3 separate regions of the Mus musculus genome follow, and regions 2 and 3 are each linked to region 1. The links are chromatin loops, found by intact Hi-C in ENCODE. Cell type or tissue: heart. All regions are shown on one strand.

Region 1 (2,500 bases):
TCCAGGCTGCACACGTGACAGATTTGCACCAATCAGGGACCTGGATGCTGAGATCGAAGCCTGCTGCACAGACCAGAAACATGAATATTTCTAGCAATGATGCTGCCATGTTAGACGTGTGGGCAACAGAGGTAGAAAGCAGTTATCACTTCCCAAGGACAGTACAAATGCTGGGTAGTAGACCTGAACAAAGAGTCTAAGAACTTTCTCTGTGTGTGGTCAGAAGGTTCTAGAGACCTCTAGGACCACATGAGTATAGACAGTTACAGGATTCTGCGGACAGACAGCAGGCTAACTTTCTCTAATGCTCTCCCAGTACCCAGGGCCTCACATCATTCCTACCATCTCTTCCACACAGCCATCTGTCCAGTGACGTTCTAGCTTTACTCCACCTACCCCAGTGCCTGACTGACACTGCTCTGTGATGTCCCCTAACAGGAGTGAAGAGGCTGGAGGGGGTGACAGTTTGCAACTAAGAGGTCCAAGAGCTATGTATATGGCCCTCCAAAATGTACACAGCAGACGGAAGGCAGGTGTGCCCAAACTACACCAGCCTCCAGTGGCTTTGAACAATTCCTATACCGGTTCTGGGATGGAAAGATAGCTCAGTAAATAAAGCGCTTGGTGCATAAACACCAGGACCCGGGTTTGGATGCCCAGTACCCGCATGCAAGCCAGGCACTGCATCTGTAACATCAGTGTGCAGGAAGCAGAGACAGAAGGATCCCAAGAGTTTACTGGCCAGCAGGTCTAGCCAAACAGTGATGCATCCTACATCCCAGGATGCAGGGACTTAATGTGGACAGCCATACAAGGAAGTCACTAATGTCAACTCTGTCCTCCACACCTGCACACACATGCCAGCACACCTGTGCGTGCAGACATCCCCATATTCTACTACCTAGACCATGTCTCCTTGCACACGCACCCATATGGGCTCTGCACAGGCACCGTAGTAGCTAGAATATCCAAATTTGAGCCAGGTATTGTTTAATTCAGGACTACTGGTGGGGGTTGGGGGGAGGGCACCTGAGAGACAGCATTGTCATAGGTCTACAGCATACAGCGGAAATTAAGTGGCCTGCCCAAGCCCCCAGGGGAGCAATAAACAGCAAGATTTGAACTCTAGGCATTGGGTACAGAGCCAGATCTTCCAAACCTATAGCCATATCTTGAGACCCAAGTGGGTCACCCTGACCTGCAGTTAAATGAGTGCCTATCCCCCTTTCTCTTTCAGCCACCTGAGCCCACAGCCTGGTCTGTGGTCTTCCTCCAACTCCCTCTTCCCCAGAACTGCATGAGCGGGAGAGGTGACCCAGCCCAGGCCCAGGAGGATTGGGGCAGAGCCTCATTCCCGGTACTGCATCCTGGCGCCCCCTGGAAGACAGCCAGGATGCTGCCTCAAGCTCGGCTGGAGGAAGGGCCAGAGCAGGCAGGAAGGGAGGCACCTCCGCCCCTTCCCCCATAAGCATGTCCTGCACAGGCCTGAGACAATGTCACACTGGGCCCACTGCCTACACTGGGATTGCAACAGAAGCAGGGGGTGGGGGTTGGTGGGTGGGGTGCTAGACGCCTGGCCAAGCCGTCTCTAGGAGGCAGGAGGCCTCTGGTCCTGCTCTGCCCTGATCTGTTTAGCTTGAAATCCCCCTACCCCTAACCCCACCTCACACTGGCTGGCATTCAGTGCTTCCTAAGGCTTTCCTAAAACTCAAGTGTGGTCCGGTCCCTGAAGATGGTCCTAGTACTTTTCAGCCATGCGGTCTCAAGCGAATTCACTAAGAATTCTGAGCTTCGGTTCTGTAGTTTATGAAACAAGGACAATCAAAACAACACTTTGTCCCAGGAGTGAGGCAGCTGCCTTGGCACTGAATGACAGCAAGACATTCCCAGGCATCCAATTCACACAAGCCAAAATCCACATGTCCGTGCCTTAGTCATGGGCCCACGGGGACTCATCTGGCCTGAACTCGTCCCTTCCATCTCCCCTTCTCCCCTCCTCACTGGCTCTTCCCTGGCCAACCTTTCCTGCCTTTCCAAAGCAACTCTGAGTTCAAAGGTCTTGTGGCTTGGGAGGGCGGGGCGGGATGTGTGTGTGGGGAGTTGGGGGTAAGGAGTGCCCTTCCCTCATGGACCAAGTGGGCCATTTTCAGGGCATCCTGCCCTAATGTTTTGTAACTTCTGTTTTGGGTTTGTAGCCACAACAGCTACAGGGGCTCCCGTGGTGGCCCTGGCCATTGTTATGTGGTTCAGCGGCTTGGCTGAATCCTGCCCACCAAGAGCTCAGGGCAGAGAGGAGTAGCTAGAAAGATGCTGGAATGAGGGTGGCATGAGTGACACGGTCTGTACCTCTCAGGGCTGGATGCTCTATTCACATGAACCAGAAATGTCCAGACACCCACATGCAAAAGAGATCATGGTTGCCTTTAGCCGGTGAGGAAATGGAGGCCGAGGGACCAGACAGCAGCCCAGACAGCAGCCAGGGCTCACACAGCACAGACAA
Region 2 (2,500 bases), 50 kb after region 1:
GGGTTGCGGGGGGTGGGGGGAGCTGTGATTCCTATGATGCACACCCCCAGCCTGTGTTTGTAAAACAGCTTCCTCAGGTTGCCACTTTGATGGTATGCATTACTCTTCCCATTTTACAGACAGATAAACTGAGGCAAGGGAGGGTGAGAAGCTTGCCCAAGAATCCCAGTTGGGACTAGCTGGAGCCAGGCCTTCTAACACTTGACAGGGGGAACTTTAGGGCCCTTTCTCTGTGTGTGGCAGCTGAGGTGGGAGGGAGGGACAATGAGCAGAAGACAGAGGGGTGGGGCTGAATTCTGCTGTTGCAGGGAGACATCTTGCCTGGTGGAGTTGCCCTCTCAGATAAGCGGTGAGCTCCCTGCCACTCAAAGGATGTGTGACAGCGGGACTGTCAGACACACTCAGTGTTGCAGGAGGATGTGGCTAACACATGTGGGAGTCTTTCTGACACTTGAGGATTAGAGAGAGCAGCAGTGAGCTTGGAGCTTTTCATGTGCTGTGAGAGGCCACAGACCAATTTCCCAGGGCGATGTCCACACTGCCCAGTTATGTGAAGCCGCGGAGGAAGTGGCCCCATCCCCTTGGCCCTGTGTCCTCGCTGGACAATGGGCCGTGAGGATGGGAAAGAAAGAATTCAGCCAGCCTGCCAGGCAGCGCCATGCAGCAGGGTCCGGCTGGGCCTCTGACCATCTTCCTCTCATCCCCAGCCTAGCCATCTGAGCAGGAAGCTAGGAGCCAGCAAGCCTGGTGGGGGTGGGGGACGAGGACAGGGGTGTCACTGGCTGAACTGGGGGCTGTGCCAGGTGTGCTGCTGAGTTCTGGCCCTGAACCTGTCAGTCCCCTGGGCAACAGCCCACAGGGAGGGTGAGGAAGGAGAAGCCTGCTGCACACTTGCTCATCTTGGGGCCAGGCTGGGGTGGCAGGGGGGCGGTCAGGGGGCCTGGGGGGGCAGTGATGGTGATGATTCTGGCCCAAGCCTGGCCCACAGCCCAAGGGCCTATCTCTCCAGCCAGGCTGGACCATGGAGAATAGGCTATTGTTTGTTCTACTCTTAACGTGTTTCCTGTCCCCCCCAGCCCCTCCCCTCTCACCCACCCCCCTCAAGTGAAGAACAAAGGTCTCCTGGATGTGGACCCCTCCCCACCCTTCCATCCTGGGCCTGGCCAGCTTGGAAGAATTCAGTCCCATCACCCAGGGGACAATGGGTCACCTGGGCCTGACCCTTTCTGATGTCCTCGCCACCATCTGCAACTGCAAGTGCCTCAGCACCCCACCCCCCATGTCCCCATGTCCATCCATCTATCTGTCCTCCTCAGGGTGGGGCCAAGGAACCAGCCCCACATCCTTCCTGTGCTCCCCACCCCCACACACCGCCCAGTGTCTTGCTCTCCTGGAGACAAGAGTGGCAATGAGGTGGGGGAGGTCTTTCCCCACCTCCATTTCCCTGTGGACCAGGGAGTTAGGAGCCAGAGCTGAGCCGCCCAGAAGGATCCTCAGGAGAAAAAGTCACCCGAGCTCTCGCCCTTTTCCCAGAGCCTGGAATTCCAGAGGCGTTTCCGGCTGGCCAGCTGTCTCTGAGCTGTGCTCTGTGGGCCTCCAGCTCATGCCAAGAAACCCTTCGGATTAGCTCCTGTCTTGGCCTAGTGGCTTTCAAGAAATCCTTCACACCCAGGCTTGAGAAGTAGCAGGGACAGATAGGCTGGCACTCATCTGTGGTCACCAGGCCCTTAGGCCAGGCCCAACTCTGAGGTTCCAGTCCTCCTCGTGGCTACGGCCTCATACACACATGCCACACGTATGTGCACACATGCCACCCCTATGCATGGTGTACTCAGCCTGGCTTTCAAGCCTTCCAGTTTGCACAGCCTCTGGGAACTGTATCCTAAAGTCTCTTCCTCTTCCAGGAAGCATCCAGGAAGGAAGGAAGGAAGGAAGGAAGGAAGAAAGAAAGAAAGAAAGAAAGAAAGAAAGAAAGAAAGAAAGAAAGAAAGAAAGAAAGAAATGTGTTCCATCCAGGCCAGGGGCTGGAGAGATGACTCAGCAGCTAAGAGCACCGGCTGCTCTTCCAGAGGACCCAGGTTTGATTCCCAGCACCTCATGGTGGCTCACAACCATCTGCAACTCCAGTTCCAAGGGATCCGACGCCCCCATGGACCTGACAGGTCCCAGGCACACAGATGGTGCACAGATGATCATGGAGGCAAAGCATACATAGACATAAGATGAAAAAAATTTAAAGTGTTAGCATTTTGTCTAAGCTCCGCCCCACAGTTGTCTCTCTTACTCTTGCCTTCCTGTCCCCTTGCCCCTTCACCCCTCTCCCCATTCCCTTCCCCCTCTTTCATGGCTGGTCTCTCCCCTCCTCCTCCTCCTCCTCCTCCTCCTCCTCCTCCTCCTCCTCCCCTCCTCCTCCTCCTCCTCCTCCTCCTCCTCCTCCTCCTCCTCCTCCTCCTCCTCCTCCTCTTCTTCTTCTTCTTCTTCTTCTTCTTCTTCTTCTTTT
Region 3 (2,500 bases), 260 kb before region 1:
GCTCGGGGGCTGGCACTACCCGATGATCACAGATCAGAAACTGCTATTGAAACCAGACTGGTTTTTACACCTCTTGGCGTCTCTTTGTTTATTTCCTTTTTGTTCCTCTTAACATTTAGTACAAATTCAAAAATATTTTTCTGTGGTTAATACAGGCTGAGAAGGTAAAATGATTACTTCTTGAAAGGCTATGAAGAGGGACTATGTTTTAAAGGGACAGAAGCTCAGAGCCTTCTCTCTAGGGATTGGGGTGACAACAGGAGGTGTCTTCATAGACACCCCCTTTCTGGAATGATCATACTGCTGGGGCCTGCTAGTTCTGCTCCACAGGCAGGGAATTCCCTCAGAGACCAACTCCACGCCTATTCTCAACTACAGGTCGCAGCAACACCCCCCCCCCACACACACACACACATACTTTATTCTGACCATAGATGTGCCCACCCTGTGAAGGAAATCCGAATAACTCACAAACACGTGACCTGGTGGTCATGTGACCTAGTGATTGCAGCTTAGCCCCTCTTTCATTCACACAAGCCGCCAACATGTCTTCCTTGCCAGGCAATATGGGCGACTTACACTCGGGGGAAACTGCCCAGTTTGTCAAAGACTTCAAAGTGCCCATTCCTTCCTCTTCCTGTATAGACCTCACTCTAGAGTCTATGGCTTGAAAGGCAAAGAACTTCCGGAGAGTCAGCATGGTTTGGAGACATTTTTGTTTCCTACCGGTCTGGTCCCTTGGGAGTCAGATGCTCAGAGACACAGAACTGGAGCTTTGGGGCAGGAAGCAGGAAGCAGGGCCCTCTCCCTAGAAACAGGACTAACTGCAGCTGGGATCCCTGGCTGGGTGCTAGGAGAGGGGCCAGGCAGTACCAAGTGTGGGGGTCACACCAACCATAGAGGGGTCTTGCCGGTCCCCACCACCTCACCTAAAATGCCAGAGCCTCTTGGTGGGAGGCTGGGCTACCGACCTTATCATCCAGATGGGCGGGGCTTAGTGGCTGGGGGTGGGTGGGTGGTGAGGAAGTCCCTGCAGGGGCAGGTAAACACCAGAAGCAGTGCAGGGTGGCCAGCAGTGCAGGGTGGCAGATCTTCCAAATGAGCTGGCTAGGCGAGAGGGAAAGAGCTATGTGCTTGCCAGAAAGAGGGGAACAGAGGAATCTCAGACTGTGACCCCAACCCCCATCCCAGTCAGAAGAAGAGAGGCCACCAGCCACTCACCCTCATCCTGCGGCCTCAAGCTCAACTCACAGACCCCGGACGGCCTCTGGCTCCTTGGCCCATGTCTGTGATGATAACTTGTTGCAGGCCCGACCCCTAGGCCTACGACTGAGCTAGGAGGGCGGAGGGATGGAGGGAGGGAGGGAGGGAGGAGGGAGCACGCTGAGCTGGCTTCCCAGTCCCCTCCTCCTGCTCCCGCCCCTCCAGCCTGGGGCTCTGCCTCGGAGGTACTGGGAGACTTGGATCTTTAACATCCTTGGGCATCTGTGGCCCTGGCCCAGCGCTGGGGACCTGTTTGAGTCAAATGCCCTGGGAGTTAGACAGGACGAGCATCAAGAGCCTAGAAAGACTCCGCCTGGAAATTGGAGGCTGCACGAGAGGGGGCGGGGCTCTGCATTACTCAGGAAAAGGGAGGCAGCCCGGATCTAGTCTGAGCCCAAGAGCCATCTGCCAAGAGCTACAGAGACTGAGTGGCATGAGCCACTGGTACCCATCCTCCATAGGTATAAATCCTGGTCCTAACACCCAGCAACATGGTCGAGCATTGCCTCTCCTGCCGGAGGTGTTCAGGGATTCTGCCCCTACCATTCATGCTGGACCAAAGATGGCTTATTCCTTCTTCCCCACCTGGAATCCTGCCTTCACTGACTCTCCTAAAGCCAGCTCCCTTACAGAAGTATAACCCCCAACATGTTCAAGGTGGAGCTGGGGGAGGCAGCCTGTGTGCCCTGGGACTAGGCAAAACCCTGCCTCAGTTTCCTCCTGGGCAAACTGGGGAATGTTTAGCAAAGACCACCGCCCTGGCTCCTAGCCCTGGTTTCCTGGAGGTCGGAAACCCTGTGCAATTCCTGTAAAATGTCCCTCACCCTTGGCGACCTGTTATTTCAGTTTTGCTGGATACCTCCTTGCCTGAGCTAGGTTTCACCTCTCTGGGGAACCTTGGTCCTCAAAAGTATTTAGATTTATTATTCCTAGCCCCACCTCCAGCCTCTCTCCAGGTTAGCAGCTAGAGGGTCTTGGCAGTGGTATTACTCTCTAGCCCACTGCTTAGGGGATAGATTTAGGTCTGGGACTTCAATAAAAAATAAAAAAGTATACCAGCCCTATTTCTTAGGGTCCTTGACAGGGCTGTCTCTGGGTTCAGGCTTCCTGGGCATTTAGGCAGACAATCCAACAGCAAGACTAGGCCTGGAACGAGCCTCAGAGATGATCTAATCCCATCCCTTAATCAGGGACATTGTGGCCCAGGGAGATCAAGCCTTTGGTACAAGGTCACATA

Evidence for each region. A loop is a pair of places that touch in the nucleus more often than their neighbours do. Peaks named below come from ENCODE experiments on the same cell type or tissue, not always from the same donor. Only the 100,000 strongest peaks of a DNase experiment are listed, where the experiment ranks them.
Region 2: it touches region 1 in a loop (4-fold over the local background); 4 of 42 quality-filtered maps call a loop at or near these places.
Region 3: a loop joins it to region 1, with 3 times the contacts of the local background. A loop is called at or near these places in 2 of 42 quality-filtered maps.

Annotation. Positions count from the first base shown.
Region 1 is chr15:78,784,698-78,787,197 of GRCm38, forward strand. The region is part of intron 12 of Card10 (caspase recruitment domain family, member 10); the gene reads right to left. Among named protein-coding and RNA genes, the nearest start is that of Mfng, 13 kb to the left of the region's middle. In heart, a CTCF peak has its summit at 1,394; DNase peaks (open chromatin) are centred at 774, 1,374 and 1,934; H3K27ac peaks cover 1,361 bases.
Region 2 is chr15:78,834,929-78,837,428 of GRCm38, forward strand. No RefSeq gene overlaps it. Among named protein-coding and RNA genes, the nearest start is that of Cdc42ep1, 6.5 kb to the right of the region's middle. In heart, no CTCF peak of the experiment used is centred here; DNase peaks (open chromatin) are centred at 703 and 1,383; H3K4me3 peaks cover 212 bases; H3K27ac peaks cover 2,316 bases.
Region 3 is chr15:78,528,297-78,530,796 of GRCm38, forward strand. It overlaps C1qtnf6 (C1q and tumor necrosis factor related protein 6), which reads right to left and starts at 1,355. Exons shown (of 3, transcript NM_028331.5): 1 at 1,222-1,355. The coding sequence starts at 1,227. In heart, no CTCF peak of the experiment used is centred here; DNase peaks (open chromatin) are centred at 775, 1,495 and 2,105; H3K4me3 peaks cover 1,794 bases; H3K27ac peaks cover 2,464 bases.